Regions from separate parts of the Homo sapiens genome. Here region 1 is linked to region 2. Evidence: chromatin loops called from intact Hi-C (ENCODE). Cell type or tissue: endothelial cell of umbilical vein. All regions are shown on one strand. Links, peaks and the distances in the headings refer to the core of each region. The heading gives the core; the rest is flanking DNA. Region 1 overlaps DISC1 (DISC1 scaffold protein). Region 2 overlaps DISC1 (DISC1 scaffold protein).

Region 1 (14,986 bases), core at 9,950-14,949, 93 kb after region 2:
CATTGTCATTAGGTAGGTTATTTTGCAAGATTACATCTTCCCTGGTAGGGCTACTTCTCTCTGCATAACTCCAGAGGCTCCCATTCTTATGGTCCGCCACACCAAAGTCCTGACACTGAGTTAATGCTAGAGACTGTGCTTGCAATTTGGGACACTGCCACCAGGTGTCAGTACTGAGCAAAAAACACGTATGCAAATAGTCGGGCTCCCCACGGCCATGAGCTGGTGAAAAATATCACAGGTGGGACCAGGGGTTGGTGGCTCACACTTGTAAAACCAGCACTTTCAGAGGCCAAGACAGGAGGATTGCTTGAGGTCAGGAGTTCAAGACCACCCTGGGCAACACAGTGAGACCTTGTCTATAAAAAAAAAATTTTTTTTAATTATCTGGCATGGTAGCACACGCCTCTGGTCCCAAGTACTCAGGAAGCTGAGGCAGGAGGACCACTTGAGTCAAAGAGTTTAAGGCTGCAGTGAGTTATGACTATGCCACTCCACTCCAGCCTGGGTGATAGAGTGAGACCCTGTCTCAAAGACAAAAAAAAAAAAAAATCACAAGCAGTGTCAAAACTGAGCTATATGGTAGGTCCTCAAAGGATGATAGGGTCATCATGTGTCAGAACAGCACACATATTCTGTGCTCACACTTCTTAGCAGACTGGTTCATTCATTCACTCACTCATTCACTCAGTGAGTCCACAAATATTTATTGACCCTGCCAGGAACCAGTGAGTCAAGTTAAAATTTTATACGCAAACCCTCTCTAGGTCAGTATGTCATAAGTAAGTCCCTAGGGCATCTCCCGGTACATGGGCATGCCAACACAAATGCACCAGAACAGTAAGTTGCTGTGCAGACTCACCCATACATCCACCTAAGGTTAGAGAAATTCCTGCCAAGCCCAGGTCCAGGGTGAGTCAAGGGCTCTGAACACCACTGACTCAGAGAAGTCAAGCCTGGTGTAGCTTCTTTCGTATTAACGACCACCAGGAAATCAGGATGACCTTAAAGCACAGGTGGTCCTGCTCCCCTCTGGTCAACTAAGAACTACCTCCATCTCCTGGAGGTCCTTCCAGGACTAAACATGACCCCAGGACTTGGCCAGAGTGGGTCTTGAAGACAATGTCTAGTTTGGTAACAAACATATAGAAGTGGACCAAAAGCAGAATGACTAGAACAGAAGGACATGCCCAGCCTTGAGTGTATCAGTTGAGCTGCAGAAAAGGTCATGAATGGCTGCTTAAGTGCATGTAAGGAGCTAAGAGTCAATCCCAAATGGTAGCCTGGCTTCTGGGCCTCCACCCACACCTCTGCTCACAGATGGACCCCAGAAACTAGACTTGCATCTGGCTTGTAATCTTGTACATCTAGTCTCCAAGCCATCAGCTCTGCAGGTATTCTGTTTTCCTTTAGCCAAACAGCTGCAGCGAACTAGATAGCATTGAGTTTGCACCCATCTATGTTGATGGGTGCTTTGTCCTTGAGTATCTTGAAATGCTTCCCCAGCTGCCCCCTGCTCAGGAATATGAAGTCATAGATAATGGTTAGGATCTCAGATCAGTCACAAAACCCTTTTTAGAGGCTATGTGAGCCATATGGGGTAGAGGTTTGGAGGGCTGCTCCAGAGGCTCCCACTGCCTGGCTTGAATCCTGACTGTCACTTCCAGGCAGGAGACTGTGGGCAACAGACTTAACATCACTGTGCCAACATCATTTAATGCAAAGTGAAATTAAATAAAAATGATGGCAGCCACCTCTCACAGTTAGGGTAAAGATTAGATAAGTTTAATGTGTACAAAGCACTTAGAGCGATCCCTGGCACACGTAAACAAATGCACAGGAAATGTTAGGGTGAAAAGAACTCTGAGGCAGAAGCCCATCGACCCTCCCACTGCATCGGGCTACCCTGTGAACTCCGTGTGCGTCCCTGAGCCCACTAAACTTCCCTGACCTCACATCTCTCATCTGCACAACGCAAGGGTTAAAGGACAGGATCTCTAAGCGCCTTCCAATTCAAAAATCAAAGAAAAATAATAAGGGGAACATTTTCTGAAACTCTCTATTAAATAAATGCTTTTCTTTTTGAGTGATGCCTGTTAGTGAGAGCCTGGTTGATCCCAAAGCCCTTGCTTGTATCAGGTCCCAGGGGTTTTCGGGCCATCTCTCACTCCAGGCTTGATGTCCAGGGCTAACAGGGTCAATCCCACGCTACCTGCAGCTGGCACCATGGCCCCTGTGTCACCCAGGCTCCTAGTGTCATATTAGCAGCCAGGTTTGAGCAGCTCCTGCAATCCCTCACCCCTTAACTACTACAAAGCCTGGGGGACATCAGAAGTACAGCTCTCCTTCAACAACAACAATGGTGGAGTGTCCTCCTTTCAAACAACTTTTTCTTGTCAGTCTCAAAAGAAAACCAGGATTACCCTTCATTTGTTTCTTTCTTCCTATCTGGTTGTTAATCCTTCAAAAGCCCCTTTTCTGTCCCCTAAACTCCTTGAGCCACAGTGGGCTTCATGACCCAAATTAACTACAGAACAGTCTGCAAAAATCATCTGTTTGCTTGTCCAGAGCACCTTCCCCATAGCATTTTCCAAGAAAGGCTGATGACTTGCATATTTAAAGAGCAGGCTTGTCTGTGCTTGAAGCTGCGGCCGTGCTCTGAGGCAGCGCAGTGCCATGAGGGCTCATTAAGCCTGGGAAAAATAACAGCACAGCGGCAGACTAATAGACGACAGCATGAATGATTCAAGCCGTTTTCGGCGTCTCAGGGTTAAAAATACATTCCTTTGGCTGTGAGATTGTGTATTGTGAACAAGACTACTCAGGGACAGGATTTCCATATTTTGTCAGGAGTGGGGGAGGTGAGTAGGAGAGGAAGGATGAAAAGAACAATAATGCTACTTGAGGTTGCCTCCATGAAGAGCTAACTATCCTAAATATATCTGCACCCAATACAGGAGCACCCAGATTCATAAAGCAAGTTCTTAGAGACCTACAAAGAGACTTAGGCTCCCACACAACAATAGTGGGAGATTTTAACATCCCACCGTCAATATTAGACAGATCAACAAGACAGAAAATTAACAAGGATATTCAGGACTTCAACTCAGCTCTGGACCAAGCAGACGCAATAGACATCTACAGAACTCTCCACCCCAAATCCACAGAATATACATTCTTCTCAGCACCACATCGCACTTATTCTAAAATTGACCACATAATTGGAAGTAAAACACTCCTCAGCAAATGCAAAAGAACGGAAATCATAACAAACTGTCTCTCAGACCACAGTGCAATCAAATTAGAACTCAGGATTAAGAAACTCACTCAAAACCGCACAACTACATGGAAACTGAACAACCTGGTCCTGTATGATTACTGGGTAAATAACAAAATTAAGGCAGGAATAAATAAGTTCTTTGAAACCAATGAGAACAAAGTCACAACATTGTAGAATCCCTGGGACACAGCTGAAGCAGTGTTTAGAAGGAAATTTATAGCACTAAATGCCCACAGGACAAAGTGGGAAAGATCTCAAATCGACACCCTAACATCAAAATAAAAAGGACTAGAGAAGCAAGAGCAAATAAATTCAAAAGTTAGCAGAGGACGAGAAGTAAATAAGATCAGAGCAGAACTGAAGGAGATAAGAGACACGAAAAACCCTTCAAAAAAATCAATGAGTCCAGGAGCTGGTTTTTTGAAAAGATTAACAAAATAGATAGACCGCTAGCTAGACTAATAAAGAAGAAAAGAGAGAAGAATCAAGCTTGCACATTTCAAACGTAGGTGGGCACAGCCTTCCATACTGAGGATGCCTATGCAGAAAATAACCAAAAATCATCTCCTGCTGTCACTGCCCTTTCACTGACACTGCTTACTGAAAAGCCCCCCAACAGGACAAGAACATTATATTGAGAAACACTGTGTAGAACATTTGTTTAAATATCATGTCATCCCTATCTTTCTATGTGCCTTGCCTCTCCAGTTTTAATAGCTGAGAGCAGAAATCAAGTCTGATACTTTGTCCTTTTCTATGCCTTTCAGGGCCCTTCACTGAATGGGTGTTTGCTCTAAATTAATGGAATAAACACCAGAATGGGATGTTAGGGAGACTATAGAATAAATCTCTCAAGAAAAGTTTCCTAAATCAGAGTGCATGCTCACTTTGTAGGGTGGCTTGGATACAGGTCCACAGGAGAACTGCTGAAGGGAGTTCCTAGGTCCAAGTAGACAATGCACATCCCACCCTGGAATTGCAAAAGACAGAGTGGCCTGGCGGGGCAGCCCTCTGGAACTATAGCATCAACTTGTGGTGAGACAATGGCAAGGGGTCCAGCCAGGTATAGGTGTTGGGAGACACTTGAGCCTGCTCCGAAAAGGTCCTGATCAAGGGGGTCCAGCATTTGGAAACTAGTTCGTGGGCTCCTTGCCTATCTCCTTTGTTGCATAAAAATCCACGTGCCTAGCTCTCGTCGCATTTTATCAGGGCCCTTTACTTACTTGTGTGTCCTCTCCATCAATGACTTCCTTCGTATTCCAAGTACTTGGCATGGTTCCTGGCAAAGCATGGTTACCCATAAATAGAACACAATGAAGGGCAACCCAGGAGCAGGGAATGTTGGCAAGGTAGGCAGGTGGATGAGGGGTTTCAGGGAAGGATGGCTTTCACAAAGAGAGAACTACATGACACAGGAGAGTAATATGGAGTCCGCAATTCTTGAAGCATTGTACACATTACCAAGGCAGAATTTGATACCAGAACATGATAAAGGTCCAGCTACTCCAGCTACTCTGGGAAGAAATGAGGTCTTGGGAAGTTGAAGCATCAGGCTATGCAGAAATCTACAAATAACAAAAAATAACCTGATGATCCTGCTTTTTAGTGTTCTTAACCTAGAAATGTGTGAGAGTGCCTCATGCTTTGGGTCAGGATTGGTGTTAGGCTTGTAAGCCAATACATGGCTATAAATGGAAATTGCATGGCCACAGGGGTGGAAACCCAAACAGGGAATGAGAATGCTGAGCCTCTCCATCCTCTGTGACTCAAAGAAAAAGGGATTCGCCTTTCTAGTTGGAGAGCAACTAGTTGGAAGGACAATCCCTATACTATCACCATCCCCAAAGGCTTTGTGAGTGGGTTACAGAAAAGCACTGCAGCCAAAACTCTCACCACAGTGAAAGCCACGGTACCTAGAAAGCATCATTGGACTATCTGGAATTCTAAGTAAAAATTCCAGGAGGCCAATAGCCTTCTGAGAAAAATACATGAAGTGATGAAGACAATGCTTCCTCCCCTTGGGAAAATCTCATTCCTCAAATCTGGCCTTCCTTAAAGGAGGTCACAAAGGGAGCATGAGAAGTGAATTCACATTTGAGCCCTCTCTCCACCTAAGCTTTTAGTCCTTAGATTTAGTGGAGGAATAAATCTCTGCCCTTGCCTTTAAATTCAAGGAGCTTCCCTTCTCTTTTGTTCCCTGAGCTTGTCTTCTATTGCTTGTAAAAGTGCTATTACTGCCTCATCCTCCCTTTCAGGCTGATCTATTAATATCTGGACTCAAAGTAGCCACTGAAAATGTCAATTCATCCCTGTAGTGGATCAGGTACAGATATGACAGCCTGGGACCAGTCACCAAGTTTATAGAAATGGTGAGTCACAACAGCTACATCTCTAGATCCAAATGTCCTGTGCCTTAAGTACAGCAAGTTGTTCTGGTGAAAGAATGCACAATGAAGACAGGCTTCTGGGAAGAGCCTTTGTTCCTGCCATAACTGACGTTGCAATACTTGATCTGGCATTGTGAGTCTTCCTTTCCAGAATTTTGTATATTATACAAAATATTACACATGGATAACACACTAGTTTTTTTTACGTAAACCCACTTTTGATAGGGTTTTGAACTGTAGACACTCTATTGATCCCAAAGGTATTAATTTGCTTATTCCATAATAAGCTTTCTGTTCTCTTAAGTCTATCCACAAATGGGATATGTAGAAGAGCTTTTACTTTTTCACCAAGTTCATTTTCAGTACGTTAACTGAGAGCAACAATCTTGGGTTGAAAATATTCATAGAAATGGAATAACTAATTCTCTTCAGGAACACATAGTTCCATGCTGATAATCACCACAGTGGCAGCCAATTGCTAGCACTGAGTGTTTATTATGGGTGAGATATGGAATTAGTTGCCTAATGCTGCTATGACAAAGTATCGAAAACTGGGTGGCTTAAAACTACAGAAACTTACTCCGTCATTGTCCCAGCAGCCAGAAATCCAAAGTCAAGGTGTTAGTCCAGTGGGTTCCTTCTGAGGCTCTGAGGGAGAATCTTTTCCGTGCCTCTCTCCCAGCTTCTGGTGGTTGTCAGCAACCCGTAGCATGCCTTGGCTTGAGATGCCTCACTACTGTCTCCGCCTCCATCTTCATATGTCATTCCCCTCTGTGTGTCTGTGTCTCATATCTCCCACTCCTTTCTCATAAAAAATACTAATCATTGGATTTCAGGGCCCATCCTAAATCAAGGATGATCTTATCTCAAGATCCATAAATCTGCAAAGATCTTATAATCCAAGAATGGTCACATTCACAGGTATCAGGGGTTAGGATTTGGACTTATCATTGGTGGGGATACAATTTACCCCATTACAGGCTTAATAGGAGGCATGTTACATGTGTTGTCACCAGTGGAGGGGAAGCTCTGAGGTCATCTTGTCCCACACTTTCATGACCTGTGAACATCTGGGTAATATCCCTGGTAGCAGCCATTCAGCTGCACTTGACTCTCTGCAGTACAAGGGAACTCTGAATTCTGTGACAGAAGCCATTCCAGCCCCAGTCCACTCTAGTGGTTCTAAAACCTTCCTGAGTGCACAGCATCACCATGCAGGTGGTAGTTCTGTCATCATCGTCACCGTTTTTCAGATGAAGAAACGAAGGTTTGGAGTCAGATGTGACTTTCTAAGATCATGCAAGCAGTGAGCAAGCCTTGAAATCCTGTGTTCGGGTTGGGGCCCGTATTTTTAACTGTATGCCATTCTGATTTAGCAAGAAGAGGATAGGGGAGCAGCCAAAAGTTTCCAGATGAATTCTTCAGTCCCTCAGTAGCACCATAAACACGAACCTCTAAGTGCAGAATCACCTTGCCACACCCAGTGCAATTTTGCCCTCACCTTATCCATAAGACAAATGCTGGTGCTAGGTCAATAACTGGAACAAAAGAATCATTTAAAAAAAAAAAAAAAAAGGCCGGGCGCAGTGACTCACGCCTGTAATCCCAGCACTTTGGGAGGCCAAGGCAGGCAGATCACGAGGTCAGGAGATCGAGACCAGCCTGGCTAACATGGTGAAACCCCGTCTCTACTAAAAATACAAAAAATTAGCCAGGCATGGTGGCAGGCGCCTGTAATCCCAGCTACTCAGGAGGCTGAGGCAGGAGAATGGCGTGAACCCGGGAGGTGGAGGTTGCAGTGAGCAGAGATCATGCCACTGCACTCCAGCCTGGGCGACAGAGTGAGACTCCATCTCAAAAAAAAAAAAAAAATTGTTGCAAATGTCCATATGTTGCAACATCATGGGCAGTAACTTCACTCTTCAGAATAGCCAGAGAACTCCTATCTCTAAAGGAGAATCAGGATTCTCAGTATCACCGGATCTTTTCTTGCCTTGAATTGTTCACATGACCACATTATCCTCATTTCACCCACACAGATACATTCACACCCACCCCCAACACACTCTGCTGAACATCGCACAAAGGCTTCAATAGATTTTCCAGGAGAAATATTTTTGTCCCGTAACTATGGCACTCATATGTGCCTTCTTTGACAAGAAAGCCCCTTCCACTTCCGGTTCCAACATCATGAACAAACACACAGCCTCCTTTGTATGTACAGCTGTTCGTGCTCGGCCACAAAGGGCCCAGGAGCAATACATGGGGACTGTCCTCCCAAGAACAGATGGGACCCGCAAAGGAGGCAGGCTTTACCCTGTGCCTTTCTTTTCCAGGATGCATTCCTTTGATTGATGGTTGCCTGTATTCACTGGGGAAAAAGTTCATCTTTTTCACTTTAGATGTATTTATACGACAAGCTCTTTAAATTCTGTGATTCAATCATTACTGAGCTTTCAGGGAAAATATAGCGATGTTGAAATAAGCGACCCTTAAGCCCATAATACAGAAGAGAACAAGTAAAGGAACACAGCAGGACTTGTCAAATGAATGCAAATGAATGCTCCGTTGTACAACTTCAGAAACCGAGCACATAGCCCCTAAGCTCCCATCACGCCTCCTCTGGTGGAAACAATTCTCTGGCCCAAAAACGAAGCTGTTCAGAAGCAGAATTCTTGTTTCTGGTTCTCAGGCTACTCCAGTTGGCACCATTCTATGCCATATACAAAGGCGCCACAGGAGGATCTTGAAAGCCACAGCGCTAACTTTCAGCATCTCCTCTGCATGATGGAACACATGGAATCACACACATCCTAACAAAAACCAAGTCTCAGCAGAGACGTGTTCTTGGGAATAAGCCCTAGGAAACAGCGTCAGCGTGCCTTGTGCAGGGTGAGTCTGAAAGTGTGCAAGTGTTTGTGAGAGGTCTTTAGCGTGGAAGCCCATACTGGGTGAGGTAATATCCGCCTACGGCAATCAGTGACTAAGGATTCCTTTCTAGGCCCCAAGGCAAAATGTTGCAGAATAAAAAGAAAGAGAAGGCCAGTTTTTGAAACAAAATTTAAACTGGCAGCAGCCTCGAACACCTGGTAAATGGGTAAGCTGGAAGGGAGGGCACTGAGGGCAACTGGACAGGGCCCCAGGGAGCTCAAGTCCAAGATTTTACTACCTGCCAGGAGGGCTCAGCGAAAACGGATTTCTTTTTCTTTTTGTTTTTTTTTTTGGTTTTTTTTGTTTTGTTTTTGAGACAGAGTCTTGCTCTGTTGCGTAGGCTGGAGTGCAGTGGCGTGATCTTGACTCACTGCAACCTCTGCCTCCCCAGTTCAAACGATTCTCCTGCCTCAGCCTCCAGAGTAGCTGGGATTACAGACGCATGCCACCACACCCAGCTAACTTTTTTTTTGTGTGTGTGTTTTTAGTAGAGACGGGGTTTCACCATGTTAGCCAGGATGGTCTTAATGTCCTGACCTCATGATCTGCCCGCCTCGGCCTCCCACAGTGCTGGGATTGCAGGCGTGAGCCACCACGCCTGGCTCAGACTTCTTTTTTGAATCAGTATAGGTATGTTAAAACCATTTTGGCTGTTTTAAATGTATAAATATTGCATTTTCTCAAGTTGGGAGTTTGTGGCTTTAGTTCTCAGTGCCACTCAATGATGTTTAGAGGTTGAATTTTCTAAGTGAGGTGAAAACACAGAAGGTGCTCTGAGGAGCGCCTGCTGGAGAGCATCCTTCCTTCCTGGGGGAGCTGGGCTCAAAAGGCCAGCTGGAAGGGTATCTCACCTGGAACCCAGAGGGAGGGTGCACTCACCAGGACGTGTCCCCCTCCAGCCCTCCAGGGTTATCCTGGCTGGCCTGGAGGGCTGGGTGGGGTCACTCTCCTGCCTCAGTGATTCCCAAATGCATCACTGTGCACCCTGTGTTCCATCCAGAAGCACCACCCCACAGGCAGCCATCTAGCCAAGTGGTTAGGACAACTATTCCCACTGGAATCAGGATGTCCCAATGCCAAGCCCTGCTCTGCTGCTTGCCAGACATACCCCCTTGGATGAATGTACCTTATCTGTGCCTCACATTCTTCATCTGTGAAAGGGAATAATGTTAGGACAAGCTTCGTGGGCTCAGTGTGAGGATTAAATGCAACAATACAAGTAAAAACTGGAGACTAGTACCTGGAACACAGTAAGCAGTTCATACGTGTTAGCAACTATTGCTCTCTTTCTGCCATGAAAACTGCTCTGCAGCTCGACATCTAAGACAAGGTGCATGTCTGTCAGATGCTAGATATTTCATAGCAGGAGCTGTAAGTGCAATATTTCCTTTACCTCTCATGGTGATTCCATGGAGAAGGCATTCATGCTATTCTTTAGTCACGGATGAGGAAACTGAGACTGAAGGTATGTGACTTGCCCAAAGTGCATGGCAGAATCAGGATTCACCCAAATTCCCAAGCCTCAGGGACAGTTTTAGGTGGCCGCATTCTATTAACCTCAATCATGTAGAAATTATCCACTAACTGGCTTTCTCTGAGTGATAGAAAAAGCAAAAAGGCAGATGGTGATCAAAGGGTAAAAAGTTTCAGTTATGCAAGATGAATAAATTCTGGAGATCTATTGCAGAGCATGGTGACTCTATGTAATAACAATGTGTCATATACTTGAAAACTGCCCAAAGAGTAGATCTCAAGGGTTCTCATCACACTCCAAAAAAAAAAAAAAAAAAAGGTAACTAGTGAGGTGATAGACATGTTAGTTAGCTGGATTGTGGTAATCATTACACAACATATGCATACATCAAATCATCACATTTTATACTGTAAATACTTAAAATTTTTATTTGTCCAGCATACCTCAATAAAGCTGGGGAGAGGAGCAGAAAGGGCAAATAGAAATAATTTGAAATAGGACACAAGTAGCCAGTGAGGATCCCAACTTGTTTCTTTAAGTTGACTTTTTGAAGAATCCAATCATTTCACATATTATAAATATATTCATAATATAAAAGTATGATATCATAAAATTATAATCATAATATGATTTGCTCTGTAAGTGCTGTAATAAGCGTGAATTTACCAGAATAAAATGGAAAAGAGGCAGGTCAAAAGGAAGGGTCAGTATCTCTATCACCCTTCCCAAACTGAGAACAAATTGAAGCTGACTGACACATTTAGGGTATGTAGATGTTATGGTGCCCACATTTTTCCATGTGCTCTTCACTGTGCTGGAAGTCTTGGAAGTCATATGTAAGTTGCATGGGAAGGTATGACCACGGTCCTTGGAGCCCTGAGCCAGTGCCCAAGCAAAGAAAGCAGTCCAGCTGGCCGGGTGCAGTGGCTCACGCCTATAATCCCAGCACTTTGGGAGGCCGAGGCGGGCAGATCACGAGGTCAGGAGATTGAGACTACCCTGGCCCACATGGTGAAACCCCGTCTCTACTAAAATACAAAAAAAAAAAAAAATTAGCCAGGCTTGGTGGCGCATGCCTGTAGTCCCAGCTACTTGGGAGGCTGAGGCAGGGGAATCGCTTGAACCCAGGAGGTGGAGGCTGCAGTGAGCCGAGATCACGCCACTGCACTCCAGCCTGGGTGACAGAGTAAGACTCCATCTCAAAAAAAAAAAAAAAAAAATAGCAGTTCAGTCCTAGGGCAGTGGTTCTCAACCAGGTAGCATTACCCAATAAAATAAAACACAACTTGCCCAGTTAACTTGAACATCAGATAAACAATGAATAATTTTTTAGTATAAAAGTATGTACTAAAATTACATGGGACATATTTACACTAAAAAATTATTCCTATGCACCAGTGGTCATAGCAGCATCGTTCACAATAGCCAAATGCGGGAAGCAACCCAAATGTCCATCTATGGATGAACGGATGAAGGAGATGTGGTTCATTCACACAGTGGAATGTTATTCAGCCTTAAGAAGGAAGGAAGTTCTGACATGCGCTGCAACACAGACAAACCTTAAGGACGTTACACTAAGTGAAATAAGACAGACACAAAAGGGCAAATACTGTATGATTCTACTTACATGAGATACCCAGAAGAGTCAAATGCATAGAGCCAGAAAGGAGAACGGAGGTTGCCAGGGGCTGGGAGAGGGGAGGATGGGGACTTAGTGTTTAATGGGGACAGAGTTTCAGCTAGCAAAGATAAGAAAGTTCTGGAGATGAATGGTGATGATGTTTGCACAACAATGTGAATGTCCTTAATGACACTGACCACTTACAAATTTTAGCCACTTAAAAATGGCTAAAATGGTAAGTCTTATATTCTGTGCATTTTACCACAATAAAAACAATTTGTATGGTTTATCTGAAATTCAAATTTAACTAGGCACGCTGTGTTTTCATTTGTTAACTCTGGCAGCCCTATATCCCCAAGGGACATCTGGCAAGGTCTGGAGACATTTTTGATTGTCACAACTGAGAGTGGGGGAGGGGAGGCACTAGCATCTAGTACGTAGAGCCCTGGGTGCTGCTAAACCTCTTACGATGCGCGGGACACCCCCTACAGCAAAGAGGTGTCTGGTCTAAAACGTCAATAGTGTCAAGGCTGAGAAGCTCTGCCCGAGAGAGGCAACAGGGAAACCCTCACATGATTTTCCCTAAGACCAAAAAATTTTAATTTAAGCCACTGACTGCAAATGACAGATGTCAACAGGAAAACACAAGTATACAGATCTGATTTGTATCAAGGCACACCTGAAATTATTTGTAATCATTTTGCCTATTATTTTAATACACAAAATTCTGTGCATAAAACCATATTCTGTGTATAAACAAGTGTATTGTGAGACCACAATAGCTATTACACATAGCTAAAAATAGCAGCCCTAACAGAACTCATTTTGGCTGAGCCTGATACAGATTAAGAGCTTATCAGAAAAAAGGTCTTTCTGTCCAGTCTCAGCCTCAGTATACTCGGTGAGGCACTATAGCCACAAAAATAAAATTAGGAGATTAAACATGAATTTAAACCAAATCCCCACAGCAAAGTTCCCTGACCGGGCCAGAAAGACATACACTTAGACTGCTGTGACAAAAACATCCACAGGAAAGCCAGCGTGCCTGGGAGAAACTCAGCTACGCCCATTTGACCTGACATTCACTTACTAAACCTTTTAAGCATTGGAGGAAAAAGAAATCCACCCAAAACTTGAAAGCAAGCATGGTAAAGTCTTAAACCTGTTTTTGACTATTACAGCTGATAACACAAATGAATGGTGTTTCATTAATGCTGACTTAAGAATCAAAGTCAGAGTAGCAGCTTATTGTCAAAGCTGTTTTAAGAACAACAACAAAACAAGATTAGTGCCACTGAGCTGGTATAAATTATACTCGTGATCTGTCAAGAAAAATCAATCAGTGAGGACAAAACTGGTATTTTCTGCTTCTTAAAAACCATCAGGTTTCATCCATCAACGAAGACTTTGAGTGCAACCAAACAGGTAAAATATGAGGGAAAACAAATGATGGATGAGTTAAGCACTAGGACTGGAAAATTATAAATTCTTAAAATTGAGGAGCTTCATGGAAGGTTATACTTGGAAACTTCTTTACAGAAAAACTCTATTGCATAGGGAATGGAATGTAGCAAACACATACAGAGGAAAGGAAACCTAGAACCAAAATTAGGTCACAAAAGAATATTTGCAACTGTGGTTTCCGGAGGTGGGCGCTGGTGCACGAAGCCTTCCAGGTATGAAACTTTGCCTTTGTTTTCTTCTCACTTCCCTCACGTTCCTTCCTTCCCCCCATGTCTCTTCCTTCCTGCTGGGCTTGTTCTCACAGCCCTTGCAAGCATGCAAAGAGTCACTAAAAATACTGAGGAATCCTCAGAGCAAAAGAGATATTTTTCTCCTAACTGAGAGTACTACAAGATAATTGCAGGTGAAATACAAAGTTTAAAACCATCTTCAGATTTCACAAGTGTTGTATTCCAAAATAATGTTCTATAACCAGTTACTTGCAAATGCACATCTAACACAGACATGTTGTATGCACACAGGCACCGTGAGGGCTGCCATCTCATTTAATTGGAATGCAACCATCAACAAGGTCCTCCTACCTCAAACACAACCCACAACCAGGAACTAAATCTGAAAGGCTTCTTGGAGACCAACAAAGAGGTCAGAGAGTGTATGTATGAACGTTATTGATAGGCTACCATTCAGCTCTGAGTCTATCCTCTGTAATCTCACATGAAATTCCAAATCATCTTGGTTCTCTCATCTCTAAGATCCTAACAGATGAAAACAAACAAATTAAAGTAGGAAAAAGCTGAAACAGAGAGAAACACTGCTTGCTGGCACAAATATAGCTCATAGCCTGGAAGGAAGGGACAGGAGAGAAAAGGGAAAATGACGAAGAGCCGGCACAACCTAAAACACCACAGTCCCTGCGGCCTTCTAACTAAGGGGCCACAGCCACACACCACTCCACAGACCCTGAGGATATGACTGTGAGGACAAAGTCATGAACATGCATCAGATGTTCTAGTTCCAATGCTAATTTTTGCTGTTTTAGTGTTTGTAGTGTAACTACAAGCCATTTAGCCTCCCTCAACCTCAGCTTCTTCAATCATAAAATGAAGATAGTCAAGTTGCCTTTCCAGATCTCCACGTTGAATATGAAAGCAGTCTAAGAACTAAAGTGTGATAACATGTACAGGTGAAGAATGTTATTTAATTAATAATCAGTAGACGTACTATTTACCCTAAGTAATAAAGAAGAGGCTAGATTATAGTCCATGTCCAGAGGTTAGATTATGTCCTTTAAGGCGGGGAAGAACAGTGAGGGGCAGGCTCTCTGCCCATCTTGGGGTCAGCTGCCATGCTCGCCCCACTCCTGCCCCATCGCTGGCTTCCTCTAGCATGCAGTGTGCTGGAGGAGACAGCCCACAAGATCCAGAGCAGGAAGGAACTGTCAGTCCTGGCGCTCACTCGTTCTATGTAGCCTTGGAAAGTGAACATAGCTCTCCTAACTTCACTTTTCCTCATTATAAAAATGCCTGCCTATGTGATTCTTAATTGTACATTATTATATTTGGAGCCATTGATACTACATAAAGCATCTGAAGACTCTAAAACACTCCCCAAATATAAGAGTGATCGCTTCGCTTCATATTATTCAAGGCATAAGGCAATAGCACATACCTGGATTCTCTTTATGGAAAGTAAGATATAATGCATTCGGCGAGAATGAAATACACTCCTCAAATTTGATTGCATCTCGATAGAAGAGAATGCCTTTCAAACAATCTGAATTATTTAGTAATGCCGCAGGGAAAAGGTAGGAGGATTGTTCAGCAAGTATG
Region 2 (16,376 bases), core at 7,285-12,284:
CACTGCACTCCGGCCTGGCAACAGAGGAGACTCCATCTCAAAAAAAAAAAAAAAAGAACCATGGGTATCAGCTGTGCAAAGTTGCCCAGGTCCTGCCTCTTAGTCCATAAATGAGGGACTAGGCAAAACTTCCTTGGCCATTTCCATGCCATGCCCAGGTATGGCAGAGTGTAGGTGTGGTCATAGCAACACACTTTTCTGGAATATTGCCTCTCCACCATCAAAAAACAGAGTTTATTACTTCTCCTGTTAAACCTGGATGGCCCTTGAAATTCCTTCAATGTATGGAACATAGTGAAGGTGACACTGCCTGACTTGCAAAGTCAGGTCATAAAAGGTGACATGTCTTTTCAGATCACCCACCCTGGAACCCAGTCTCCATGTTGTGAGGAAGCCCCAGCTACATGGACGGGCTGTTTGTAGATGTCTGGATGAGAGCCTCAGCTAAAGCCCTAGTCAACAGCCAGACTTGGGAAGGACTGAACCTTCAGATGGTCCCAGCCCCTGTCTTCAAGTCATTCAGCTAACACCCAGACATTGTGGAGCAGAGACACCCTCCTCACTGTGCCCCACCCCAATTTCTGATCTACAGATCCACGAATATCATAAATAGTTCTTTTAAATCACTAAGTTTGTGTTGATTTTGATGCAGCCATAGTAGGTAAAACAGGGGCCTTACATGGGTTGTCCCTACACAGAACCTCGCATGAGTGGATAAAACTATTGCAAAATGCTAGCAGGTAGTGCATCTTCACTGGTACCTAGTTAGGGAGTTGACTGACTAGATTTTTGAAGCTCACTAAAGTGCTAATGCCCAGACTTCTCTCAGGGAGGGGAACTCCTACCCATGCAGGGCACTATGGCCATTAGGCTGGGAAGTGCAACAAAGACATTACAACAAGTGACCACTGCCACTGGTCAGTAATCCCAGATCCCTGGCTCCTAGTTCAATGTGTAAGTTATTGAACAGTACAGGCACATATTCTGAGGGTTGTGTGTGTGTGTGTGTGTGTGTGTGTGTGTGTGTGTGTGTATAGAACAAGTACAGTAAAAATTTCCTAGAAAATTCCGCAGGAAGACATACCACAGTGAGTCCAACATATCTGAGTGCAATACGACCCACAGGGCCTCACTTTCTTCCACCTTTGGGAGAAGTGGCTCTTTCTTCAGGGGACACTTAGCAGAGCAAGGTGCTCAAATCATGAGAGGCAGGTAAGAAATATACAGATTCCTGTCTCCCGGACCCTCACACTGGCCTTGGGGCACACCCATTGCCTAGACTGAAGGACAACATTGCTGTCTATTTAAATGATCATGTCCTCCTGGTATGTGATGTTTATATGTTACGGTCACACAGGATGGCATAGTCTCTGCAGGAAGCATCAGGTGTATTTCACTACTTCTAGTTTTTCCCTTGCTTGGAAAGCACCTTGCTGGAGGATGTTCTCTCAAACCAGTGGGCTTTAGGCCTTATTCTGCAGAGATCCCCTGGTAGGAGGAAAAGGGTTTTTACTGTCAACTCTACCTCAATTTCTAATTTTATCTGTTTTATTTGCTAAGCCTTCATAGAAAGCTACATAAATAAATAAGTAAATAAAGGGAGCTGTTGAAGAGAGTTTGTTTGCTTCTTTTAAAATAAAAGAAACTTTTTTTTTCAAAGAAGGTGTCTCAGTGAAAGCTTTGGAAGCACTGACATTTCTGTTTAAGCCAAAATAGTGAGTTGTAAGCCAGGTGTATTAATCAGGAGGCTCTGCCTTGGGTTATAACTGCAAGAGAAATGGAGCTTCCTTATCTTAACACCATCTTGTTTCCCAGGACAGCAAATGCATTTACAAAGATCTGCCTCCTTCAGGGCTACTAAGAATGTCGGAAACCTTCCCTGAGAATCTTAATACCTAGAAGCAGAGAATGCTGCTGGATTTGGTAGGGGTCTTAGGAACCATCCTCAAGGTTCAATTCCTTCTTTTACATACAAGAAAAGAGGCTTGAAGAATCCTTTTATTTTTTATTTATTTATTTATTTTTTGAGACAGTTTCACTCTTGTTGCCCAGGCTGGAGTGCAATGGCGTGATCTCGGCTCACTGCGACCTCTGCCTCCTGGGTTCAAGTGATTCTCCTGCCTCAGCCTCCCGAGTAGCTGGGATTACAGGCATGCACCACCATGCCAGGCTAATTTTTGTATTTTTAGTAGAGGCAGGGTTTCTCCATGTTGGTCAGGCTGGTCTCGAACTCCCGATCTCAGGTGATCTGCCTGCCTTGGCCCCCCAAAGTGCTGGGATTACAGGTGTGAGCCACCGCACCTGGCCAAAGAGTCATGTAACTTGGGCAAAGTGGTGATGGAAAGAAATCAGAGAAGCAAACAGCCAGCACCTGTAGACATGGTGTTCTCTTCCCTTCTACTCTCAGAACTCTGCAAAGTCTCAATTCCTGGAGGGTTCAGTCTTATTAAAGGGATATGCTCCCTCCAGGACTCAGAGGCATAATGAGTGGAGGTGACAATGATAACAGCCATGACAATCTGGAATGCAATGATGGGCACAGGACCTCTCATCCACAAGTCCATAAAATATCAGGCTGGAAGCAGAGAAAAGCAAGCGGGCACATGGGAAAGGCGGCGAGAATGTCTCCTTTCCAAATAAGAACATGAGTATCCAGTCCCATCTCTCCCATCACCTCAGCGGATTCCAAATAAACATATTCTGAACCATGTCCACAATTTCACACACTGAGTGTCTCTCTGTGTGCAATTTGTAACTTTTGCTCCCATTTGTACTTTAAATCAAATGTGACAAAAAAGAGAAAGCCTGCAAGACTGATACTTGATAATTAAAAATACCACCCACTACAAAGCCACTGGGATTCCTAGCAGAAATGGAGTTCTGTAGGATTTGCAATTCTGAACGGATCATTTAAAGTACAGGTTGCTCGGCATTTCAAAGTGTCTTTGAAGACTCTCCAGTAATTTGTCTTGTCAGGCGGTCCTTTCAGCAATTCAAATTATTATTTTTTTCCTTTCTGAACATCCGTCCCATCATTTAACCCTAGGAATAATTGTTTTCCCTGTGGGTCAGAATGAAAAGCAGTTATAACAGGTAAATGGTCTGATTGCTACACCTAACACCCCCTCTTTTCAAAACTCTGCAGATTCCACTTCTTCCAGGAACGCTTCAATCCCGAATCTCCAACCCTGCCTACTTCTGGGTAGGAGGAGTTCCTCCCTGTGTGTGTAACCGCCTGTCTCCCTCACCAGATGATGAGGTCCTGGCCCTGCCTCCGTCGTCCTACCTTGCTCATAAAAGGTGCTCAGTAATGCTTATTGAAGTAATGAATGGAGACTCCTGTATCTTATGAGAACTTGGAAGAAGCTATGCTGTTTTTCAGACTACACTTCCAAGAGATCATTTCACCCAAGTATAAAGAGCCAGGAAGGAAAACCAACAAGAAGAACCTTTCTGGATGCTGAGCACATGCCTTTGCCTCAGTGCAGCCAAGAACAGCCTTATCTGGGATAATTTTCTTGCCACAGGGACAGCCATGGGGTCCTGGGGCTCTCCACAGTACTGCTGTACACACATGGCTTTTATTGGCCTCCAATAAAGCCCTACCATCTTCCCTGCTGTCCCTCCACACGGGTATGATTCAGTAGCACCGACTCAGCCAGGCAATATTTCAAATATAATTTGCTTAACTCACCTCATGATCAAAACCCGTAGGCCTGAATGTTTGGGCAGAAATTTTCAGCTGTGTTGAATTAGAGCTGATGTCAAATTTCTGTCCTGCTCACCCAACTCAGGGAGCATGATTTAAAAACAGAAAATAGGATTTCCTTTGTTGGGCAGGATTTTCCCATTAAAGTGACTTTCAAAAAACATTTTTCTATAAAAGTGTATACCCAGAAAAGCATTCAGTTGCTAGCCTGAGCAGATGTCTAAACCACATGCCCCAGTAGAAGAACAGTCACAAATTCCATGACCAGGGTCTCCAAGGACATTTTTACTCAGTTATAGTTCCCATAAACAAGGCTTAAGTCTTTCCCTATGACATGTGGAAGATACCAACATTTAAAATTTTAGAACTGGAGCTTATATTCAAAGGGTAGGGAATATATTATGAAATAATAATGGTTGTTTTGATAAGAGAAAGTATCTGGTAACAATATCTCATCAGGCTGTATCTAGAGTGATGAGGAAATCATATTTATTATTTCTATTCTGAATAGAAAATACCTTTGGAAAAGGAAACTGTTTAAGTTAAATTGCTAGGTAGGCAGGTACTACTGTGGCTGCCAATTCTACTTAGGAAAAGCTTCCACACCTAACAGAGCATACATTTGCAGAAATGTTATCATCAATGGAGATTTGCCACAAATTTGAGCAGACGGGTTACACCTTGGGTTGAGTCACTGGATCAAGATGATTTAAATAGTCTATTTCTTAAAATGCTGTCAAGAGTTATTCTAAAGGGAGGGGCTATGTGAAGTCTGTAAGAGTGTGAAGAAATAGAATAAGAAAAATCTCCAAACTGAAGTAACAAGTACTGCTAGGATTCTAAGATTAATCTGAGAAAACAGGCAGTTACCCTTTAGGTCTCTCTTTCAGACATTGTGCTGGGGGCTGTGCAGAGAAGTCATCAGTTACTTCCACCCTTGCTAGGGATCAGTGGTGCAGGGGAGGGGTTAGTACCTGTAGCTCTAGCATGAACCTCCACCTTGGATACGGTACTCTTTGCCGTGACTCAACTGCTTACCCAGATCCTTATTTCCTTCGGCTGTGTAATAAGGCATCAGCAATACCTATCCACAAAAGTACATTTGCCTATCCACAAAAATATTTAATTCCTGCAGTGAAAGTCACAGGCTACACAGTAAAAAAAAAAAAAAAAAAAAGGACAGGTGTTCCCTTATGGCCATCAAGCCAACTGTTTACATATTTTACATATTTTGGGGCTATAGCAGTATTTAAGTTTTTTAAAAAAATTTAAAACATAAAATTGAACACAGCACACATACATGCTTACAAGCCAAAAACGCTACTTGAGCCTCATAATGGTTGTTACATTGTCAAGTCTCACTCCTTCTCCTCTGGCTTGAGGTAAACCAGATGTGATTACCCCCATCCATGAGCTTAGCTGATGCATCAAACTATTTCCTTAGTTTAGTATTAAAATCACTGCCTTAAATATGTTCCTTTGGGCTGTTTTCCAAAATACATGCTTGGTAAATACATTTCAGGAATGCGATATGGTTTTGTCTTTCTTTTTAAAATATTATCTACAAAAAGAATATTTACTTCAAACAAATGCCTGCCCACAACACAAAGAATATATTTCACATGTATTTGACATAGATTTTATGGTGTTTGTCTTTTCATATAAATGCCGAGTTCTACAGTCGTGTAAATGCCAATAAGCAGAGAGGCAAAATTGAGACATTAAGGGTATATCTTTATTACTCTATCTGATACGAGTATTCATCCACATATTCAAATTATACGGTTACTCCCTGAGTAACTGCGTATTTCTTTTAAAAGCATCCAGATGTCGTCAGTGGTAAAGAAAGCATCTGAAATATTTAGATCTCTTTAGGTCAGAGCAAGCAATGAATTGTCTTCAAGTATCTGCATGCTTGTTTTGAAGGTGGCTCGGAGAAACAAGCTCTAAATAAAAGTAATTAACAGAACCAAACAAATTGTTAGAAGAAGAAATTGCTTGCTAATTGGCATATGTTAATTGGCCTGTGGTTTCTAGTTTACTTGAAGGGCAACCTTTGAAAAGCTACAGTTTATATTACACGATCATGCAAGAGGATGTGAACTGCTTTTCTTTAAGCACACTGAGTTTGATAGTCAAATCTGAATAAAACCAGACTTCATTAGAACCCTCTGAGAAAATAATCCATTTGAATCCAAAATGAGATTCATGGCACCGGCTAGTACCTAGATACAGTCCCTTTAATAAAAGGATTCAGATTCTGGGGATAGGGACATCCAACCCTAAGGCCCTTTTGTATAAGAAAATAAAAATGAAAAGTGGTTTGAGGGATTCCTTTTAAGGGAATGTGTTCTTTGAGCTAAGAAATATTGAACTGTAAAGGGAAACTATGAAGACAGAATCAAATCCCAAACTCCATCCATGTTCACTTTATAGTAAAACAAATTTGAACTCTAAGTGTTTCACTGTAAACTGTGCAACTATTAAGACTACCATAGTTACTGTTTTTAAATGTCAGCGTTTAATCCTGGTTCTGGATGTCACCCCTTCCAAGTGAGAGCTTGCTTCCCACCCTAAAGTCTCAGGCACCCCTGTAGTTTGCTGGAAAGAGATAGAGATGCTATGGTTGGTGGTATCTACTCTTTCCCTCAAAAGGCACTCAGACAAAGAAGAGCAAAGGACCACTCTTCTTTTCTCTCACTATTACCCAAGCTTGTTGGCCTGAGGTTCCTAATCATATGAGCAAAATAAGATCTGCTCTGCCATAATCAATGGTTCCAGGAAATACCTGGGGGCCGGGTGGAGGAGGGGGTGTGGAATGACCAATGGCTGGCAAAGCAGAAACACCAGCATATTCAGAATGGAAGGCATTAAACGATTCACTGAAAAAGGCAGTGCAGTAAGTCTTGGGTAGAGGTAAGATAATTTCACACAGGAGCTTCATGGAACTCCAGTGTTCATCTCCTGCCTGCTCCTAGTTAGGAAGGGCAGGAATAGCTCACGACCAGCTTATGGGGGGACCGGAAGCTCCTGGGGAGTGGAAGCTCTTGACTTTAACTGCCCTGGCTGCCCAGTGGTGGGGAAATCAAATGCACTGTAGCTGTGATGAGGGGGCAGGGTGCTATCTGATTTTCCACATTACAAAAATTCTCAGCTACTCCCAGGACACCACTGAGGATTCATTGGATAACACCTCCTCTGTTACAAACGCAGAAAATGAGTCCTTGCCATTCAGGCAGACGCCATCCTGCTATCGATCCCTCAGACTGCACCAGTGAATGACAAGGAATTTCCAAGGTGAACGGCGTCACCAAGAGCCCTGAGGTTGTTTTCCTCAGAAGCGCTGAACTATTTTTAATTAGTGGAAAAAGGGCCACCGTGAGGCCCTGGAGCATGGAGCAAGGTTCCACCATATTCCGAAAGAAGGAGAAGCCAGCAGATCAGAGGAGTCCCCTTCCTTCCCTTGGGCAGGTGAAGGAGGCTGACAAGCTGATGACAGTAATTAACTGAGAGAACAAGCAGGAGCCAGCTCACTGAACAGAAGAAACACCTCTCTTAGCCACCTGCCAGCTTGTCCCTGGACTCTGCTTTCTCTCTCAAATTCAGTGGCCAGGGCCAGGCCAGGGGCAGGGTCCTGGTAAGCCTGCGCAGTTCTGTTTCTATTGGTCAAGTTGCATTTGTTTCTTCACTTCTGTAGGCCAGTTATATTTAAATATCCTAATTATACAATCTAAATAAATACTATGTAGAGCGATGAAATATTAATGTGAAAACAAGTGCTTGTTTCCATAAAAAGCAAGCTGGAAACCTTGGAAAGATTCAATAACATTTAAGAGAGAGGGGGAGGCTGAGAATTGTTTTGCAAGTGCTCTTAACGTTTCCAGCCCACTTTAAAGACACCAAAAGTGGAAACTGTTAATGATGCATGATAGGTGAGGTTTACACAACGAGGGTCATGTGAAAAGCCAATCAGCAGGCTCTACAAACAGAAATACTTGGTCCTATATCGAATGAATAGCAAATGAGAGGGCATGTTTTCAGCTAGAAACAAAAAGGTTTAAAATACGCATGCATCATCTTTTATGACTCTCTGTCTTTTCTGACTTTTTAATTAACCAACCAATTACCAACCCTGGTTGCATCCTGGTTGCTTCTACTGCTCTGCTCTTGGGAAAGATGGCTGGGTTTGCAAAACTTCAAAATGTAGTGGAGATAGAAGTTTTCTTCATGTCCTAGCTCTTTGCTTTCTCCCCAAAGACATTAAACAAAAAGAGCAAAACCAGCTGATGGGTAAGTGAACATTTTTCCCTTGTCAGTTCTTTTCAAAAGTGGGAGAGATATCAAGAGATCACACATTTAGGGATGTGCTCCTTGGAGAGTCAAAGTGAGTTTCCAGCTGTCCCAGGGCCAGTAAGTGTCAGAGAAGAGAAAGAATCAGATCTGCACCCATTATGGCTGAAGAGGAAGCACTTTTGCCCAATAAAGACATTTCTAGATATAGAAATCAGTTTAAGACAAGGAGGACAAACATCTTCATTGTGGATCACCTTTTCCAGCTTTTTTTATGTGAAATTGAGTAAAAAGGAATGGAGATATTTATGTTGTGGCTCACAGTATGATACCCCTAAGTGTGACACTTTGGTATGCCTGAGTACTTTGAACCAAAGGAGATTGGAAGGCCTCAGAAGCAAGATCTCTCTGCCTTCTCTTGCCCTCCCCTCTCACACTCCTTTTTCTCCCTGGATGCAAGCCATAGAAACCAGAATTCCTCTTCCTCAAAGCCAGTCTTAGAAACTAGGACTCCTCTCCCTCAAAGCAAACATAAAACCTAGAAAGGTCACTCTCTTCCTTCTCCCTTGAAGGCCCTCCATTTAGAGGAGTCCGGCCCCATACCCAAGAGGAATAAATACTATGCAGAGCGTCCAAGAAGAATCTGAACAGACAGGGCTTGCTGGTCCGCTCACCCCCCAGTCTATAACCATTAGATCATACCCATTTTGTCCAATCACATTCCTTCATAGCTGACTATTCTGCATTAAATCTGAGCATAAAAATAGTTTTTCCTGGGTCTTTGGGTCTTCATTTCTGAAGCCTCCTGTGCCATGTAAAACTCTGATTAAATAAATGTGTTATGTTTTTCTCGTTAACTTGTTTTTGTTATAGGAGTGTTAGCCCTTAATGATGGCTGAGGAAAGGTATCACACCTTTCCACCCGTAAACTTAAAATGCTTTTTGAAGACCTCAATCTGAACAAATGAGGCTACCTGGTTGCGTTGTGTCTTATTGCTAATTCCGTTCACTGCAGCTGTGTTCACACACTGGCTACTCACATACTGCACGCAATGACTCAACATTGCCAGGTCCTCTTTTGGCCTCTTTGGTGAGAGCTACTGGCTCAGAAAGGAAGCAGCTGGGATGAGAAGTCTGGGAGAGTGGTACTGTCCAGGGAGCCCATTATGTAGAAAAAGCAATGGAAACAGAAAGCACCCCGCAGGCTAGGTTGCAGACAGGAAAGAAAAAAATTACGCAGGTATTATGGCCAGAACAGCCCGTACAAAAGAGCCACTTCACAGCGGAGGAAGCCTGGCTCACTGATTTCCCTGGCTCCTGTCTGGCCCCCATTCAATTTCTGTAACATCTACGAACCAGGGCCAACAGCAGCTGATAGTTTCCAGAGTCCTCAGAAAGGCTTGGAGGAGAGCTGTCATGAAACTGGAAAAGAAAAGGGCTCTTACAATTCGAGGAAGTTCATGCTAAGATTGGCACTGAGCCCTGTTGCTGACTTCCTCTGTAACAAAGTCCAAAGCAAATTGCTTCACCTTAATGGGCCCAGCTGTAAAATGGGGGAATGGTGCTCAGCAGCCTGGCAAGGACCGTAGACCCAGGAAGGTGTCGATCAACGACAAAGCCCTTGTGATAACAAAGTATCACCAGAATGCACATCACCACGTTGGCCAGATAAGCACGGGAAAGGCTTTGAAAACTCATCTTCCTGTGGACCTCTATAAGAAGTCAGTAATTTTTCATGGAAGATTTGGGTCAAAAAGAAATTGACTGCCTTCAGGGCATCAAGCTTCAGTAGAGAAACCAGTATAGGATGGTCAGACCCAGCACGGAGTTCTAAAGCAAAACCAACCCAGAGCTGCAAAGCGAATAGACATTTTAGCCACAGGATAAATGCAAAGTACCCAGACTTCAATGGCTCCCGGAAAACACAGGCAGGAAAACAAAAGCACCTTCCTAATGAGGCCCTTGTTATCATTTCCCCATACCTTCTGTAGTCTAAAATCCTGGACCCGAATACAAACGGGAGTTTTCCTTCGTTAAACCTTTCTCTGACTGGGTATCTTCCACTAACTCATTGCTCATGTCTACTTCTTGACAAAAAGTGAGTATATTATACATGTAAAGGAAAATGTAACAATCTCAAGCACCCCCAAACTCCTTATGCAAAAGGGAAAGTTAAGCCTGGAGACTGAGTCATACAAACAAATAGCTGTTGCTAGCATTATGCATGCAAAAAGCATTTTAGAGATGCTTGTGACTGCCAGAAAGAGTGATAGAAACAAAAGTTAACACAAATTAGCCTCTACTAGGTATGCGTCTCTCACTTCGTGATGCATCCTTTTATTTAAATCTTCATCACAGCTTCATGAGATAGTTTTCATTATCCTCTTATGTCGTGGTGGTGTTTTTCTTAACAGATGTGGAGATGCGGCCTGTAAGAGGCCTAACTGAGGATCACGGCAGACTCAGACTCAAGCCTTGTGCTCTTTCCAGCAGGCCACACTGCGTTTTGATAGCCCTGAGACAAAAGCACTGACTCAAACATCTATAGCCCGGTTTTTAAATAGGTAGACATTTAAAAAAACTTTTTAAAATAATTGTTATAAAGTCATACACAGTAAAATTCACTCTTTCTGATGTAAAATTATGGATTTAGACATACACACAGTCACGTAACTACCACCACAATCAAGAGAGAGAATACTTCTATCAACCGCCCCCAACTTCCACGCACCAAATTCCTTCCTGTTGCTCTTGTAATGAGTCCCTTCCCCTTTCCTGGCAACAATTTATCTGTTTTCTGGCCCCATAATTTTGCCGTTCTCAGAAAACATTGTCTTAAAATCCATGGCACTCATGAATTCAGAGAACGGCTGCCCTCTCTGTGAAAATAAATCCAGCACTGCGATACAGGAACAGGGAAATGATACTGAAAGCCAGCAAAAGCTGTAAGGTCCCCTCTAAAGCACCCACTCACCCCCAAGAAAGCAACAAATAAATGTAGGACATCCTCAGCATTTCAATTGGTGGAGAGGATCTGGGAGGCTTTCTGGGGGACCCCTGGAGCACCCAAACAGCAGCCACCACAGGACCTAGGATAAGGCTCCACTCTTTTTTCATCCTTGACCCCAAGCTTCCTATTTTTCAACAAATATAGCTCTGTGTTCTTATAGCCAGATAGTGAAATTGACAGGTGCTTATAATGCTATGCAGGAAAACGAATCCTCCTATGCCTGGGAAAGTCTGTCCCCAGAGAACCTGGAGGGCTCAGGGCTCAGTGGGCAGGGCAGAGAAGGAGGGAGAAAGGGAGGGAGAGAGTGATGGGGTTCAGAATACACTACCCCAAAATATGGCACCTTGGCATTTGAGGAACAGCAGAAGCAGGAAAGTCTCTCTGACCTTCTGCAGCCATTCTTTCCTGAAGCAGGCCATAAATAATTATCTGACCTTCCTCTAAAGTAGATTATAACACCCTCATCTTTAAAGTGTACAACCTATACCCAAAGGAAAGGAGTATCCTTATCTCTGAAGACACAGGGATGCAGCGAAGAATCCGAGCAAACAGGCCTTGCTAAGCTCCCCCCAGTTTATTGCCATTAAATCATACTCCTTTTGTCCAATTATACTTCTCCACATCTGTCTGCTATTCTTCAAACTTAAGCATAAAAATACACTGGTTTCTGTTGCTTTGGGTCTTCATTTTTGCAGGCTCCTGTGTCATGTAAATTTTATATTAAGCACATTTGTACATTTTTCTCTTGTTACTCTGTCTGTATAGGTGCCTCAGCTGAGAACCTTTAGATGGGTAAAGGAAAGATATTCATTTTTCTCCGCTACAGGAGAAAGGGATCTCTGCTGAATCAGTCCTGGCCTCCAGCAGAATCAATGACCCAGGGACTCCATCACATACCTGGCATGGCTTCTGACTGCCCCACACCGAGCTCCTCCTGGTAGCTCACTTTGGAAAGCCAGACACACCTTCAAAGACTCATTCCCAGAGCCTGCAGTTTCTTCCACCCAGGAATAAACCCTTGCTTAGGTGGCACTTCCCTCCACCCCAGAATATTCTTTCAAGCCATCCACTTGCAGCAGGTGGTAACTTTTCAACACCTCTACCCAGAGCATTGGAGACCAGGCTTTGCTGGAGGATTCCACCTGTAGCACCTGGGTTAACAAACGAGTTCAGATGTCTATAAATTAACGTAGAGCCTGTGACTGGGCCAGCAAGGATGCAGAGTGACAGTGGTTGCTTTCTTATAAGACCATGGAATCCAAATATAGGATCAAGGATCGATTTTCTAAGCAGTCCAGAGGCAGTGACTAAGAACACAAATGTCTGCTCTCTGAAGGCCATGGTCCTGCAGATGGGATGTGAGACTGGCAGGGCTGGCCTGGGGAGGTGGCAATTTCCCCACCCACCAGTGGTGAGTCCTGGCAAAGACCCAGGGAGGAAGCACAGCTAACATCTAACATCAACCATGAGACTTGAAAGCCATGTGTCAAGTTCCTCCAGCCTCTCCATGCTATTTCCTTTCCACACTCACAACACCTGTGAACCTGGGCCAACAAAGAGCTCTGAAGACTCAGGTCATGGCACTGAAATCAGGAAAAACTTCCTAGGGCCTTTTTATGGAAAAGACTCTTGTTAGGGTGGGAGGAGGAAAGTGAGGAGTGGAAGGGGAAGGGAGAGAGGAAAGAGGGGAGAGAAAAAGAAAGTTAAATAAAACCATATTTTAATTTGTAATACATATATCTCAGGCCAAACTTTAGTTGTGTTTATGAAAGAAGAACATTATAAACATTCATTATGATCTGGTTTTGGTAAAAACAATTAATGGGATAAATACATATATTTGAATGTTTCATTCAAATAAATAATAATATATTGTAATATATAGATTCTAAATATATAAACATCATATATGACATACAATACATAATGTATAGTATATATGTTAAATATCATGTATGGCATATATAATCTATAGTGAATATAATAACTATATTATATATGACATATATAATGTATGCTATATATGGTAATTCTATATTAGACTGCATATTCTAATTCTAGCCACTAAATTAGAATGAAAATGGAACTAAATATGCCAAAAGTTGGGTTTTTTTGCTCTTCTATATTTCAAACTTCTACAAAAATTCTACTTTATTTTGTAATCATATTCAAGAGTTATTGAAACTTTTAAAAGTTTATATGCTCAATGGGAAGCCTTCCCAATATTTATTGTTCCCATTTGGAGCATGGTCCCAAAGCACCCCTTAGAATAAGGGTCCCCTCTGGAGGCCATGTGAAAAGGACAGACCTCTTTCTGTTCACCTCCAGCACAGTGCAGAGAGGGGATGAGGTGAGTCTTCCATTCTTCCAATACCTTCAAAGGGGTCTTCCTTTTATCCTCGGAGTGGAGCCTGGGGGGAATAGGAGGAGCAGCTCCCTCTAAGTCATCCATCTGCCTCTCATCTTCTACAGACAGGCTTCCCCTGGCTTCCTGGAGCTGTAGGCTCTGGATAAGCAATCGACAAGCTTCCAAGTCAGCTTCCCACACTTTCCCAAGCAGTGGACACTTGCAGCTGAGACAGAGAGGAAACAAAGGCATAAAAATGAACTCAGTGATGTTTCATCATACCAAGTCGATAGCTTGTCTACCTGGCTAAAAGTCAGCTGGTCATCTTATACTTGATGACTTAATTTCACAGTGATAAATTATTTCAACTAGAAGATTCATCAGAGGGACCAAATTTGCACACCATCAAGTCACCATGAAATGTGCTGGTCCTTAGCTGCTTGGTCTGCAAAGGCATCCAAAATCCTATGTATTTTTCCAGACTCAGCAGCCCAATACAACACAGTTTCTGCTCATATATGTGTTACCAGCCCTACTGACTTGCTTTGAATCCTCAGACCTGTCCAACTCTTCCAGGCTAGATCAACTCTCTCTGTCCATTCTCCATCAACACACATATAACCAGGCCTTCATCTGACTAAATCATATTATCTTCAGAACTCGGCTTAAATAACCTTTTTGGGAGAAACATTCCCTGCCTTCCAACTGGAAAATATGATGGATCTCTTAGCATTTTTTACTTTTATTTCAGAGTATTTATGACAATTCTAATTATTTATGTGATTATTGTTTTCTTTTCCCTGAGGGCAGAGCTTGTAACTATGTTGTTCTCCACTCTATTGCTAGACTCTATTGTATTAGTCTGTTTTCATTCTGCTAAAAAGAACTGCCCAAGACTCGTTAATTTACAAAGGAAAGAGGTTTAATTGACTCACAGTTCAGTGTGGCTGGGGAGGCCTCAAGAAACTGACAATCATGGCAGAAGGTGAAGGGGAAGCAAGGCACCTTCTTCACATGGTGGCAGGAAGGAGAAGTGCAGAACGCAGGGGGAAAGAGCCCTTTATAAAGCCACCAGATCTCATGAGAACTCACTATCCTGGGAACAGCACTGGGGAAACTGCCCCCATGATTCAATTACCTACACCTGGTCTCTCCCTTAACATTTGGGGATTATGGGGATTACAATTCAAGATGAAATTTGGGTGGGGACACAAAGCCTAACCATATCATTTCACCCCAGCCCCTCTCAAATCTCAAGTCCCTTTCAAATTTCAAAACCAATCATGCTTTTCCAACAGTACCCCAAAGTTTTAATCCATTCCAGCATTAGCCCAAAATTCCAAGTCCAAAATCTAATCTGAGACAAAGTAAGTCTCTTCCACCTAGGAGCCTGTAAAATCAAAAGCAAGTTAGTTACTTCCAAGATACATTAGGGGTACAGGCATTGGATAAATGCTCCATCCCAAATGGGAGAAACTGGCCAAAACAAAGGGGCTACAGGCCCCACGCAACTCCAAATTCCAGCTGGGCAGTCAAATCTTAAAGATCTGAAATGATCTCCTTTGACTCCATGTCTCAGAACCAGGTCATGCTGATGCAAGAGATGGGTTCCTATGGTCTTGGACAGCTCCACCCCTATGGCTTTGCAGGGTACAGTCCCCCTCCTGGCTGCTTTCACGGGCTAGCACTGAGTGTCTGCAGCTTTTCCAGGTGCATGGTGCAAGCTATCAGTGGATCTACCATTCTGGGGTCTGAAGGTTGGTGGCCCTCTTCTCACAGCTCCACTAGGCAGTGCCCCAGTGGGGACTCAGTGTGGGGGCTCTGACCCCACATTTCCCTTCCACACTGCTCTAGCAGAGGTTCTCCATGAGTGCTCCACCCCTGCAGCAAACTTCTGCCTGGAAATCCAGGCGTTTCCATACATCCTCTGAAATCTAGGCAGAGGTTCCCAAACCTCAATTCTTGACTTCTGTGCACTCACAGGTCCAACACCACATGTAAGCCTCCAAGGCTTGGGGCTTGGACCCTCTGAAGCAACAGGCTGAGCTGTACGTTGGCCCCTTTTAGCCATGTGTGGGACAGAGGGCACCAAGTCCTGAGACTGCACAAAGCTGCAAGGCCCTGGGCACAGCCTACAAAACCATATTTTCCTCCTAGGTCTCCAGGCCTGTAATGGGAGGGGCTGCCATGAAGACCTCTGACATGCCCTAGAGACATTTTCTCCATTGTCTTGGGGATTAACATTTGGTTGCTTGTTACTTATGCAAATTTCTGCAGCCAGCTTGAATTTCTCCTCAGAAAATGGAATTTTCTTTTCTACTGTATCATCAGGCTGTGAATTTTCTAAAATTTTATGCCCTGCTTCCCTTTTAAACATAAGTTCCAATTACACATCATCTCTTCATGAATGCATAAAAATGCACTGCTTTAAGAGCACCCAAGTCTCGTCTTGAATGCTTTGCTGCTTAGACATTTCTTCCACTAGATACCCTAAATCACCTCTCTCAAGTTCAAAGTTCCCGAGATCTCTAGGGCTGGGGCAAAATGCTGCCCATCTCTTTGCTAAAACATAACAAGAGTCCCCTTTGCTCCAGTTCCCAACAAGTTCCTCATCTCCATCTGATACCACCTCAGCCTGGACTTCATTATCCATATCACTATCAGCATTTTGGTCAAAGCCATTCAACAAGTCTCTAGGAAGTTACAAACTTTCCCACATCTTCCTGTCTTCTTCTGAGCCCTCCAAACAGTTCCAACCTCTGCCTGTTACCCGGTTCCAAGTCTCTTTCACATTTTTGGGTCTTTATGGCATCTTCAACATGGATCATGAACTCAAATATATAGCATGCCCAGCACGCAATGTAAATGTGTGGAGCAGGGAAGGGATGATATAAACCATGACAACTAATATTCAGCCTCAGTGGTAGAAGATAATAGAAAGGAGTGACTGTGGCTAGTTGGGAGTACATATCCCTGTATATGGAGCACATCAACAACTCATCAGCTCAGGCACACTGAAA

Evidence for each region. Hi-C counts contacts between places; a loop is a spot of excess contacts. Peaks named below come from ENCODE experiments on the same cell type or tissue, not always from the same donor. Only the 100,000 strongest peaks of a DNase experiment are listed, where the experiment ranks them.
Region 1: a loop joins it to region 2, with 5 times the contacts of the local background. A loop is called at or near these places in 3 of 110 quality-filtered maps.

The regions. Positions count from the first base shown.
Region 1 is chr1:231,917,212-231,932,197 of GRCh38, reverse strand. All of the region lies in intron 9 of DISC1 (DISC1 scaffold protein), which reads right to left. All of the region lies in intron 12 of TSNAX-DISC1 (TSNAX-DISC1 readthrough (NMD candidate)), which reads right to left. DISC1-IT1 (DISC1 intronic transcript 1) reads right to left here and starts at 6,364. Exons shown (of 4, transcript NR_126441.1): 1 at 6,248-6,364. In endothelial cell of umbilical vein, for the core only: no CTCF peak of the experiment used is centred there; a DNase peak (open chromatin) is centred at 12,717; H3K27ac peaks cover 942 bases.
Region 2 is chr1:232,005,991-232,022,366 of GRCh38, reverse strand. DISC1 (DISC1 scaffold protein) reads right to left here. Exons shown (of 13, transcript NM_018662.3): 11 at 13,318-13,582. It overlaps TSNAX-DISC1 (TSNAX-DISC1 readthrough (NMD candidate)), which reads right to left. Exons shown (of 16, transcript NR_028393.1): 14 at 13,318-13,582. Among named protein-coding and RNA genes, the nearest start is that of DISC1-IT1, 88 kb to the right of the region's middle. In endothelial cell of umbilical vein, for the core only: no CTCF peak of the experiment used is centred there; a DNase peak (open chromatin) is centred at 9,276; H3K27ac peaks cover 1,849 bases.